Linked DNA regions of Mus musculus: region 2 is linked to region 1. Evidence: chromatin contacts called from ENCODE Hi-C or POLR2A ChIA-PET data. All regions are on one chromosome and are shown on one strand. Each heading gives the region's core, a stretch centred on a gene start or an enhancer-like site at or near the end of the contact. The rest is flanking DNA. Distances are from core to core; before and after follow the strand shown. Region 1 holds the start of 1700054K19Rik (RIKEN cDNA 1700054K19 gene). Region 2 has its middle 27 kb from the start of Lmcd1.

Region 1 (5,941 bases), core at 3,348-5,847:
TCTCAGCTCTTCCGCGGCTCCCAGCAGTGACTGGGTGTCCAAAAATCTGAGACTCAGATGGTTCCGGCCTCCCTGCACACCCAGGAATCCCCGAGTCAGCTCCAGTTGTCCAGCACCCACCTTGTTGTGCTCCCCCACCCCTTCCCCATAGCCCAACACCCTCGCAGCAATGGCGTGGGGTAAGCGCGGTCAAAACTCTGGCTTCCTGCCTCCCTGAGTATCGCGAGTCCTGTGGCAGAGCAGATGCAGGACCCCACTAACCCTAGATGTGCTTACAGCCTGCGTGCATGGTAACTACCATCCACTGCTGCCTGGAACTTCCTAGTTTCCTTGGAAACAAAGCTTGCCAGGTTAAAATCATGAATGAGCATCCTGAGCAGAGCCCTCGATGTTATTGATAGCACTGATTGATCGGTGCTGTGATGATCTAAGAGTCCTATGCAGTAGACATTAGGAAGAGACCCAAGCCTGTGGACATTTTACAGGACATTTGCCATTTTGCCAAGATCAAAATCAAGGCATATCTGGATTCAAGGCCAAACAAACCACGACAAGGAATCCCAACTGCCATCCTTCAAGCATGTTAAGGGCAATCCTGCAGGTTGAACAACCTGTGAGAACTCTTCTGAGCAGAGGGGAGCCATGTTTGATGGCTGGCACAGTGTAAGTCTTCAATCAGTGTCAGCTTCGGGAAGGAACAGTCTGTTTGGAATCGGCCATTTTGTTCCCTTACAAAGCGTCTGTTTCACACAGGAACCTCCTCACCTAAGCCAGTCTGGCTTGCTTGGAGAGCTCTGAGCCAATGAGAAACACCATCTCAAAAATGTAAGATGATGGCTCCCAAGGGGGCAATTCCTGATGCTGACATCTGGTAAACATACACACACACACACTACATATACACATACACCACACACATACATATACATATAACACACATACACACACACACTCCACCATTGTTTTGGTTCAATTATGTGGCTGTCTATCTTGCAAAATGCTCTGAAATTAGTCACAGAATGACATCCATTATGTTAGTTGGTCACATATTCAGTTGCCTGTGTTAAAATTTGAAAAATTCTTACCAATCTCTAAAAATTATTACCTATCTGTAAATTCAGGAAAGGAGTGGTCATGTTTTCCCTCATTTATGGCTCTTTTGTATTTAATGCTAAAAGAGGACATTAATAAGAATCAGTTAGGATATGGTGGGCTCCAGTCGTGTGGTGGCTGTTCAAATTCAGAAGACGGTACCTGGGACGGGGTAGAGGAAAGGAGACAGAAACAGAACTGGGGCTTTGTCATCCACTATCTCATATAACCACTAGATGGCACCAAACACAAACCATGCTGTATTCCAAGAGAGCAGGCCAGGTTAACCTTGATGCTAAAGAATTTCTGTACTGAGCTCTGGAAGAGTCTTTAAACTACGGTACGTACAAGTGACTCTAGCCCAAGCAGAGATGGCTGTTTGGATGTCACTAAATCAAAAGTATTTTGTATTTAATGCTAAAAAAGGATATCAAAAAGAAGCACTTAGGAGATGATGGGTTCCAGTCACGGGGTTGGCTGTTCAAATGCAACTCTGGTATACAAGCACCTGTATCTTCAGTATCTCCCTAGGACGGCACAATTGCTACCCCAGCTTTACAGCTAATCCAGAGATGTGAAAGACTGTTTCTTGCTCAGTGCCATGCAGGTAGAAAGTGGCCAACCTTGGATTGAGTCCATATTACTCGCACCTACATCATGACACATATCCCAGAGATATGACTGAAAGCCACTGGGCCACCAAGCCCACAAGTCACCATAACAAATACAAGCATCTCTTTTCATCCCTACATCCCATTATCCTAACCATCAATTTTACAAGAGCAGATTCTAACAGCTAGTGGAGGAAAAATGCTACTTCCCCAAGAAGCAAAAGATATTAACAGGGGATTCCCTAGAACTGTAGTGAACTGCTATGTGGGTACTGGGAAATGAACTCGGGTCCTCTGCAAGAGCAGCAAGTGCTCTTAACCACTGAGCCATCTCTTCATTCCCAAGAGTCTTTTTGACTGTTACCCCCCCCCCCACCCCCCGCCCGGCCCCTGCCATCTTCTTAGGACCCCGACTTCTGCAGCCACTACTCTACCCTCTGCTTCTAAGTTGAGTTGCTTTAAATTCCAGACAGAAGTGAGAACACACTGTGTCTACTGTGCCTGACTCATATCACTGGCGTGATGTTGCCCAGTTACTTTAATATTCTCAACGAATGACTGAACTCCCTTCTTTCCAAGGTTAGGCAGTAATCCATCATGCAGGTGTGGCACATTTGCTCTGCCCATTGTGTGCCAAGTGAATACCTCTGCTGCTCCCATTTCTTGCCTTTGTGAGACCAGTGCACCAATGGACTTGGGAGCACAGACATCTCATTAAAGGAGTCATTTCAGATTCCATGGGTAAACTTCGGATCGTCATTGATTACTCTTACTTGCATCGCTCTATTGGAGGAGTTGTACCTGTAGTTTTCATCAGTGGGTTTTATCTTTCAATGTCATTTCCCACTGGATAGCATGACTCTGTGGTGTAGTTATCTCTTCTAAATTGAAACATTTCTGCCTAGAGGGTGATGGGGGAGGCCCATGAGACGTGATGACCTAATGCAGCTTGCAAGGCTCAAGATGATGATGAACATGGGCTGGAGAGATGGCTTATCGGTTCAGAGCACTGACTGCTCTTGCAAAGGACCTGGGTTCAGTTCCCAGGACCGACACGCCTGCTCACACTGTCAGTAACTCCAGTCTCTGGGATTCTGGTGTCCTCTTCTGGCCACCAGTAGGCACTGCCTACCCATGGTCCAAATAAAGACAAGCAGGTGACACACAAAATAAAACTGAATGTGGTTTAAAATAAAGGCAACTCATCAAACTCAGGACTTGGGAAATTCGGAAAATTCTGAGATTTACAAGACTGCCCCCACTTCCCAAGAATATACAGGCTGTAAATGATTACTGGGGCAGAGGAGACTCTCCTATCTTCCATGGAGCTGCCTCCAAGTTGGGAAGGGACCTTTAAGGATGCAGCTTTTTGGAGTCCTTAACTGCTGTCTTCATCATTCATGGAAGTAACGCACCCTTGTTCCTGAAGTAACCACAATAAACCCACCGTTTCACTGCACTAGACTTGGGTGGAATACTTGCCTTGGTCAGTCATCTATGCTCTGTATGATATGTTCTGTGTGTTTTGTCTGATCCAGGAAGTAAGCAAAAATGAGGGTACAAAGAAAACACGGAAAGACATGGAATGTCTAGCTAGGGCCACACTTGCCCACTGAGGTGCAGGGAGAGGAAGAACAGCAGTGGTGTAAAGTGACAGCAGGATCCTACCTCTAGTATCCTCACTCGTGCAGGCAAACACTCTTGGGGAGACCCCAAAATGGCCAGGATGTGAGGCCAATGCTTGTTCTGACCCTGCTCCTGTAACAGAGAAGACCTTATGATACAGACTTGAGCTCCATCCCAGAGATAGCTGGCGGAGTGCAGAAGAGAGTCCAGGAGAAGTGACATGAAAAGTCACATCATGGCATTTAAAAGATTAATTCAAGGCCACTTAGAGAAATGACTGCCGAGCAACCAGAATGGTGACAGCTGAGACCTGGGCACAGGGATATGGAAATCCCACAGGATTTGGGGATCCTAGTGCTCTGGGAAACTGCGACATCAGGAGAGGTTAGAAAGGTATTGAAGGGCAGGCTAGCCCCAGTGCCAGGAGCCATTAGGCGATGTGGCTAGTCTAGACCAAGATGTGTGCCAAGTGTAAAACGCCTTCCAGATTTTGGAGACTCAGTGGGAAGAGAGAAAGTTAAATATTTTTATATTGTTTGCCTGTAGAGATGATAATATTTGGGATATATTTAGCTCAATAAAATATACTGTTAAAATTAATGTCACCTGTTTGTTTTTACTATGTGAAAGTGGCTACCAGTTGATGGCTGGTATTTGGTCTCCACAGGCCACACTGGGCCTATTGGTGGCAGGGGTTGGGGGAGCATCCAGTGAGACCATAAAGGGATGAAGGCTTAGCCTGGGATAAGAGAGACACCAGACTTTCTGCCCAGAGGAGGGTTTAGGAAGAGGGAGCTGGGGTTAAGGAAGGATATTTCAAGCCAGTGGAACTTTCTAAATCAGAAACAGGGCAGGAAGGTGAGTGAGCTCTTCAGAAGAGAAAAACATCCAGCAGGTCAAACTTGCATTGCTGCACAGTGAACAAAATCCAACAAAACCAAACCACGGGATCCCATTACATCCCTCTGTGGCTCATCCCTACTTCTCTACCCCCTACCCCCGCCCTCCTCACCACCAGTTAATCACAGAACCTAGCCTTCCTGCAGGATGTAAAACACAAAGCCAGAAAGATCACTTTCAGGGCACAGGAAAGTAAAGAGGAAGTGCTCAGGAGAAGGCTTTGCTCCTCTTGTTAAAGAGCCAAGAGAAAAACTGAAGCCCATGGGCCCACAGGCAGCAATTCCCAACAGTGTGGTCCTTTGTGCCTTCCTTCAAGCCGGCTGACAGGAAGGGCTGTTACCATGGAAATGGTCCCAGCCAGGAAGCACAGTGGAGCAAACACAGACAGTCTCAGGGCTTGCTCTGTCCACAGAGCCGACCAGTTGGTAAATATTACACCAGGCGCATACCAGAGACACAGAGCAAACAGTTTGTCATCTGGGAGCTGCACTGGCCTGGCTCCAGGGGGAGTGTTACGCTGGGAAAGTGCAACGCTTGGATCCCATATTACCAGGGCATTGCCCAATGGGAGAGAGAGCCATCGTAAGATGTAGGGGGAGGACTGTATTATACTTGTGCTCTCATAGTATGTAACCTTGTAGGCACTGGTACCTGAAGAGACATTAAGTCATTCTGACAAAGAAACAGGAAGTCGGTACCTTTCTGTTCAGTTTACTTACCTTCACCAGCGTTGGATGCCCTTGAGAGAGCCCAGGTTCAGCTCCCAGCACCCACTGGCAGTTCCCAGCAGTCTTTAACTCTAGTTCCAGGGTATTTGATGCCCTCTTCTGGTCTCAATGGAGTACTGCATATACATGATGCAAGTTTATACATGTAGGTAAAATACTCATATGTGTAAATTCATATATATATGTATATATATATATATGATATATATGATATATATATCATCTTTTAATAAACCCATCTTGTATACATCACAGGGTCAATGTGAGCATTTAACAGCTAAGGAATGAAATTAATATGATCCGATATACAGTAGGTGCTCGGTGAACATTACTTTCACTTTCTACTGCAGTAAACCCACATGTGCAGTACTTCCCTTCTGCACACAAGTATAGAACACCATCTTGCTTACTATTCATTGCTCTTAACTGCTCTTAACCTATTTTTCACAGTGCTTGGAATTGAATCTGCAGCTTCAAGCTGAGTCATGCTGTCTGCCCATGCGCTCTCATTTCAGGTAATACTACATCTCATGAAGAAAATCAAAGCTACCCTGACTTCCCCAGCACAGATGACTGGTTAAACTACCAGCTGATAAACCACTCCCCCCCCTTAAGCCACATCTTCTGCGTCCTCTGCCTATAGAATTGACAGTCTAGGTATAGACATGCCAGTCACTGGGGTTCCTCTAGCCAGAAGTCACTGCTCTAGTCTGGCAAGGTGTCCTTTGTTCTTGGAAAGTTTAATATCCAATGCCATAGGTATCAAAATATGTCCTCCTGACCCCTAGCCTGAGGTGACTAATACAAAAGCAGGTTCCTGGGCCTAGTTCTAAATCGGCTCAATCAGATCATCAGGGGACAGAGGCCAGGCACCTACATCTTCAGTGTCATTTTCAGAAGATATCTATGCCCAGACTTTCAAGAACTCAATTCTCTGAATCATTCCTGCTTTTTTTAAATCTTGGGTGCTTTATCCACTTGTTG
Region 2 (6,280 bases), core at 640-3,139, 35 kb after region 1:
CTGCCTGTACATCTTAGCACATACAAGGTACTCATAAAAATATTTATGAAGTAAGTGAACAACTTCAGCCAGAGCCTGCTCTTTTATTTGTTTTTTTGATGTGGCTTGGCATAACCCGTAGATGGGTTATGCAGGACCTTAGGAAAGACGTATCTGTAAATCATATCTGTACTGAGCCAATGTTAACCCCCACAGCATGTTCTAACAATCATGTCTGGAATTCAGTGTCTTCACTCCCCCAAAGCAAGGCCATCACCCCAACATAGAAAGGAAGATGGTAATCATGGCTCTGAAAGCCAGCTTTATAAAACGCTTGCCCTGTCCTGGGCTTTTGAACTTTTGGTGCTATTGACATTGAAACCTAATTGTATTGACCTTGGTATCCAAGGTAAACAAGCTGTGTGGAGGAAATGTTTGGACCCGAAGATTCCTGTTTGTTTCCAGTCTGTCCTAATGGCCGGAATCCTGAATGGCTCCATTCTCTGCCTTTTACAGTGCTCTTCACATGCAGTAAAATGAAGAGTCCCAAACTACTGGTCCTTTTCACACTCACGTTCAGACATACTCCCTCGTCCCATGATATTGCACTGACAAAGAAACACCAGGAGCTGGACCTCTCCAGGGGCCCCAAGATACTGAGACAGCTAATGGGAAATGGAAGGAGAAAGAGTGTGACAGTCAGGAGCTGCTGATCTATTGTGAAGCTTCTGTGTATATATTTTAAAATTCTTTTAGTGCGCGTGCGCACACATGCGCACGCATGTGTACATGTGAGTACACTCAGAGGCCAGAGGTTAATGTCAGGTGCCTTCCTCAGTCGCTCTCAACATTTTTTGGAGACAAGTTCTCTCACTGAGCTTGTATCTCAGCGACTAGCTAGGCTGGCTAACCAATGAGCATCGATAGCTAGGCTGGCTAACCAATGAGCATCGATAGCTAGGCTGGCTAATCGATGAGCATTGAGGATTCACCTAATCACCTTCCTCACCCCTGCAGGTGGGGTTACAGTCTTAAACCGTTGGGTCTGGCTTCTTATGGGGATTCTGGGGATTCAAACCAAGTTCCTCCGGTGGGGCCAGCACTTCATCAGCTGACCCATCTTCCCAAAGCCTGTGGGTCTAGGCTTGGGTTTTGTTGCTCTCTTACCCTCCCCACCTCCACCCCGTGTGTGTGTGTGTGTGTGTGTGTGTGTGTGTGTGTGTGTATTTTGCTGGGGCCTAGAGATTAAACTTGGGACCTTGTGTAAGACCTTACAAATCTGAACACCGATAACATATCTGGAGCAAAGTTACGACTTTCAAATAAAAAAAGGGCCTCATTGAATCCTTTCAACAGTCCTAAGGCAAAGGCTTCACTTTCAACTTGAGAAAACTGGGGCCCAGAAATAGTCCAAGGGCACGTAGCTAAAGTGGAAACCAGAATACGCCTTTGTGACAAAGCCTTAGCTAGGTCATGCTGTCTCTCCAGGCCTTCCCGTCCCCTGGCATCATAGCATTCCTTCCCCTAATCAGGGGGTGATTTCTTAATTAAACAGTCAGGTCTTGGGCCTGGAGAGAAGAGACAACGAATGGTTAGATGAAGCGCCTCCTCTTAGAGGTTTCATCTGGGAAAACAAGGATGGCAAGGCTGGAGCTGGAGCAAAGTGGAGTTTTGAGATGGGAGAAGTAGCTCAACCCTCTCTAAAGGGCTCCAGGGACCAGAGCAAGGTTCAGAAGGAGGTAGGGAGCGGCTAGGACTGTGTGTTGGAAATAACATGCCAAAAGAGGCATGCCAGGCCTCCTGGTGTCTTAAGCAAGACACACACTGCTGGGCTGAGGAAGTTGTCTAGCCCACAATTGGCATTGTCGGAAGGGGCCTGCCTGGCAAACCTTGGCCTCCTCATAACCCAGTCTGGAAAGCTGGCCTCTGTTGAATTTGGCTGGGAGCCCTTGATGATCTCAGCAGCAGAGAATGCCAAGTGTCACTGCTTTCCGATGCAAGAGACTCTGCTCAATCAGGACCACAGCTGGACCATCGTATGGGGCCTTGGGAATGTATCCAGGGCTGACTGTGTTTTCTGACACATGTGGTAAAAGATGAGCTGAAGTCAGGCTCATCCTTGGCACAAAGAGCCTTAAAACTCTGAGCATGGTCCCTGGGAACCTTGCTAGTCTACATGGGATCTGGGTTCCAACCCTGTGAGCATCTCCTGCTATTCATTGGGAAATGAAACTACCAGGGCTGAGGAGATGGCTCAGTGGTTTAAAGAACTGACCATATAAGCTGATGACCCAATTCTGATTCTCAGAACCCATAGAAAGACAGGCATTGTTTCATGCACCTAAAATCCCAGCACCCCAATGGCCAGGATCATATTATATCATATCATATCATATCATATCATATCATATCATATCATATCATATCATATCATATCATATTTATTATATGAAGAGAAGATAGGAGAAGCCACAGAAGCTTTCAAGCCAGCTACTCCAATGCACACAGTGGAGAAAAAAAAAGACTGTTTCAAATATGTGCAAGGTGAGGTTTAGCACCCGAGGTTGTCCTCTGACCCTACATGCATACACCATCACACATGTGAGCACACACACATTCAGACACAAACACATACCACACCCCCCAAAACATCCCCCCCCACACACACACCACAACACACACAAAGAGATTCATTTTTAAAAAGGAAAGAAAGGAAGGTAGAAGAAAAGAAAGAAAGAAAGTACAGGCTCTGGGCTCTACTCAGTCCCACTGAATCCAAATGTGTGTTCCCAAACTCGCCATGTAAGGAGTTTGAGACATCCTGTCCTTGACCATGCCCTGATAAGATGAGTCAGATGTTGTGAAACTGTACTTCTCCAATCTGTATGCTTTCTGAGACACCCCCACCCCAGGTGGCTCAGATACACAGGGGAGTTTGGTCCTCAGCACTAGAAACCTTAGAGACATCCTAAGATCAGCCATGCTGCATATAGGCAATGTCCTGTGCATGCCTCCCACAGGCAGCAGTGTCACAGTAATTCCCTTTGAGATGCTGTGGAAAGCATCATCAGACAATTTGTAACATGTCTTGTCTCTGCAAAGGCTTTGAGGCTGTCTATAAGCATAATGGATGGCCTCTTGGGGAGAAGAATAAAGGTATCTTGGGCAACTCCAGAGTTCCATTGCCCACGAATTCATGCTGATGGGTTACCTTTGTGATTCCTTAAAAAAAAAAAAAAAAAAAAAAAAAAGATGGGTCATGTGGGCTGGAGAGATAGCTTAGTGATTACAACTATATTCTGCTCTTGCAGAGGATTTCTGTTCCCAGTATCCATGTTGGATGCTAACTCCAGCTCTAGGGGATCTAACAGTTCTAGCCTCAAGAAACGCCTGCACTCATGTACACACCCCCACATACAGAAGCCCATGTAGACACATCATTTAAAAGAAAAAACTCAAGTTAGTTTGGTTTTTTTTTTGTTGTTGTTGTTGTTGTTCTGTTTATTTATGGATGAAAAAGTATACTTAGCCTGAAAGTAAATGGCTTAGGGTTTCTAGCTGTGATAAAACACCAGGATCAAAAGCAACTTTGGGAAGAAAGGTTTTGTTCATTGTATGTTTAGAGGTGACAGTCCATCACTAAAGGAGGTGACACAGTGACTCATCCTGGACAGGAATCTGGAGTCAGAAGCTGGTGCAGAGCCCATGGAGGAGCACTGCCTACTGACATGCTCCTCTTGGCTTACACAACCTGCTTTATTGTAGCACCCCAAAATACCTGCCCATAAGTGGCACTGCCTACAATGAGCTGGACCCACTCACATCCATCATAAAGCAAGCAAAAGTCTCGCAGGCTTGGCCACAGGCAAATCCAGTGAGGGCACTTTCTCAGTTGAGGTTCCCTCTTCCCAAATCACTATAATCTGTGTCAAGTTGATGTAAAACTAGACATCACACTAAATCACTAGTGACTCCAGAGTCTGGTTGTGTGTGTGTGTGTGTGTGTTCATTTAAATACATGTATGCACAGTAGATATGTGTATATGTGTATGTGTATGCATGAACACATATGCCTGTGGAGGCCAAGGATCCACATCAAGTGTCTTTCTCAATTGTTCCCCACCCTAGTTTTTGAGGCAGGGACTCTCATTAAACATGAAGTTGGCTGATTTGGCTAGACTTATGGCTGGTAAGTGTACAGATTCTCCTACTTGCTCCTCCTCAACTCTGAGATCTCAGGTAACCACCACCATACTTCACTTTCTTATGTGGGTTCTGGAGATCTGAGCTCAAGTCTTCATGTTCACTTGTCAACACACGCTTTACAAGCTGAGCCGTTTCTCCATTCCCGAGTCTGCTTCTCTTGATGACAGTTTCTCAGCCAGAAGAAAATCCTGAAGGCTGCCTCCTTCCCTCTTCACCACCTGTCACACCTCATCTGTGCACTTGCAAGGTTCCCCAGCTGATCTGTGCTGCTATGCCTGCCCTCTGCTCTCCAGTCCCTGAAGCAACTAGGAGGTCACTGAAGAACAGAAATCAAAGATGCTTGAAATCCAGCCAAAAGCCAAGACCAGCCTGGTCCCCAGCTTTTCTAGGCTGCTATAACAAATGACTGTAAACACAGGTGGATCAAAACAGTAAAAATGTATTATCTCCCAGGTCTAGAAGCTGGAAAAAAATCCAAGTCCCACCAGGCTAAAATGTCCTTCTGGATGATATAGAGTCTGTTGAGGACCAGGTCCGGCTTCTAGAAGCTACCATTATTTATTGGCTTGCTTGTGGCTACATCACTATCTCCATAGTTGCATGGCCTTTCCTTCTGTTCTCTGTCACATCTTTCTCTCTCTCCTTCTGATGACCATGTGTACACATGAGTCTATTTAGGGCCCACTTACTTAAGCATCCTGATTCCAAACCCTGACTTTGTCTTGTCTTCTAATATTTATGGTTCCATGGATAGGATGTGGGATTTGGGGAAGGGGCATTTCTCCATCTACTGCAAGGTTATTCCAGTTCACTTTAACAAAACCTAAACTCTTTATTTACAGTAGTCACTAAGGTGATATGACCCCTGCCCACCTCTGAACTCATCTTATTCCACCTTCTTCTTTTCTTATCCCATTTCTCTAATCTGCTTTCAGATCTTCAAACCAGTATGTGCCTAGAGGTTCTTTGCTAGGGATATTACTGCTTTAGGCATAATTTTCTGAAAGAAGACATGAATTAATGAATGAAAATGAATGAATGCATGAAGGAATGAATGCTGTACTCCCCAACATATCAAAAATAGAAATGGTACTTTGCTCAGTCTGAATAAAGGCATTTCCACCTAATTCTTTCAGTCATCAAACATTCTAAGCACCCATCAGTATTAGCTATCTGCAGGCTGGCTAGACTGGAGTCACCCTCTGTCACTGTAACAAAGCATGAACTAAGGACTGTCAGAACTGATGTCCAGAACCACACTCATCTCTTTGTTCTTTCAGAAGAAAAGGCCAAAGTATAGACTCTTCTCTTCATAGGCCTCATCCTACCTTGCAGACAAGATGCCTGGCTATAGCCTTGAATTTCTTCCTGGTTTTGAGAGCAGGACTACAATCAATGAAATCCAAATAAGCTACCAAGATAAAAGCATAAACAGAAATGGTAGATTTTGTTTTTGTTTTTGTTACTAAAATAAGAATTCTAACATGTCTAGATGTATAAATTAGTAGCACTTATTAGACTATAAATAGATAGAGAGAGAGCAACTCATCTCTCTCTCTGGTTTGTCTGGAACTTTCTCTGTCAGCATTTTAGATCCTGTATCCCAGGGGAAACCCCCTTAGTCCCAAATAAGCCAGGACAGCTGGTTACATAGTGGTAGCTTACAGGCCTATCCCTACCATTTGAGGGTCAAAGCAAGAGGATAGAAGCTGGGGTTCACATAATGTATGTCTAAATATATGCAAGTTATAAACCAAGCTAACATACTGTGGAATAAAAATATGCTTTCTCTTCCTACAAATGGTCTCAAAACAACATGGAAGGTCAGGTTTGGACTTCAGTTTCATAAGTGTCTACCTAGTTCCTGCTTTTCTTTCACTTTATCTTCACACTTTTATCTCTGTCCTATACCTTAAGGGATATTGCATAGATGAAAATATTCAAACTTTATCCACACACACAAGAATAGCCAGCTCTTGAATAGTCCTTGGTCCTAGGGTAAACTGTTATGGACCTATAAAATAGAATTGAAGCCATGCCTCCCAAGTCTCTTGGTCTTACTGGCAGGTACCTCTCCATGGAAGATCCACATAAC

The links. Hi-C counts contacts between places; a loop is a spot of excess contacts on that map. ChIA-PET counts read pairs that join two places held with the same protein, here RNA polymerase II (POLR2A).
Region 2: a loop to region 1 is called in a map of Patski, with 2.8 times the contacts of the local background. The contact joins the enhancer-like site here to the promoter of 1700054K19Rik in region 1. A Hi-C loop is called at or near these places in 1 of 37 maps with a recorded cell type or tissue (Patski). POLR2A ChIA-PET finds 5 or more read pairs at or near these places in 1 of 5 experiments (Patski).

What each region holds. Positions count from the first base shown.
Region 1 is chr6:112,206,111-112,212,051 of GRCm38, forward strand. It overlaps 1700054K19Rik (RIKEN cDNA 1700054K19 gene), which reads left to right and starts at 4,598. Exons shown (of 3, transcript NR_027865.1): 1 at 4,598-4,654; 2 at 5,408-5,472.
Region 2 is chr6:112,243,947-112,250,226 of GRCm38, forward strand. No RefSeq gene overlaps it. Among named protein-coding and RNA genes, the nearest start is that of Lmcd1, 27 kb to the right of the region's middle. Within about 2 kb of position 1,890, at least 1 of the 3 ENCODE cell types and tissues checked has a DNase peak (open chromatin) inside an H3K27ac peak, as active enhancers do.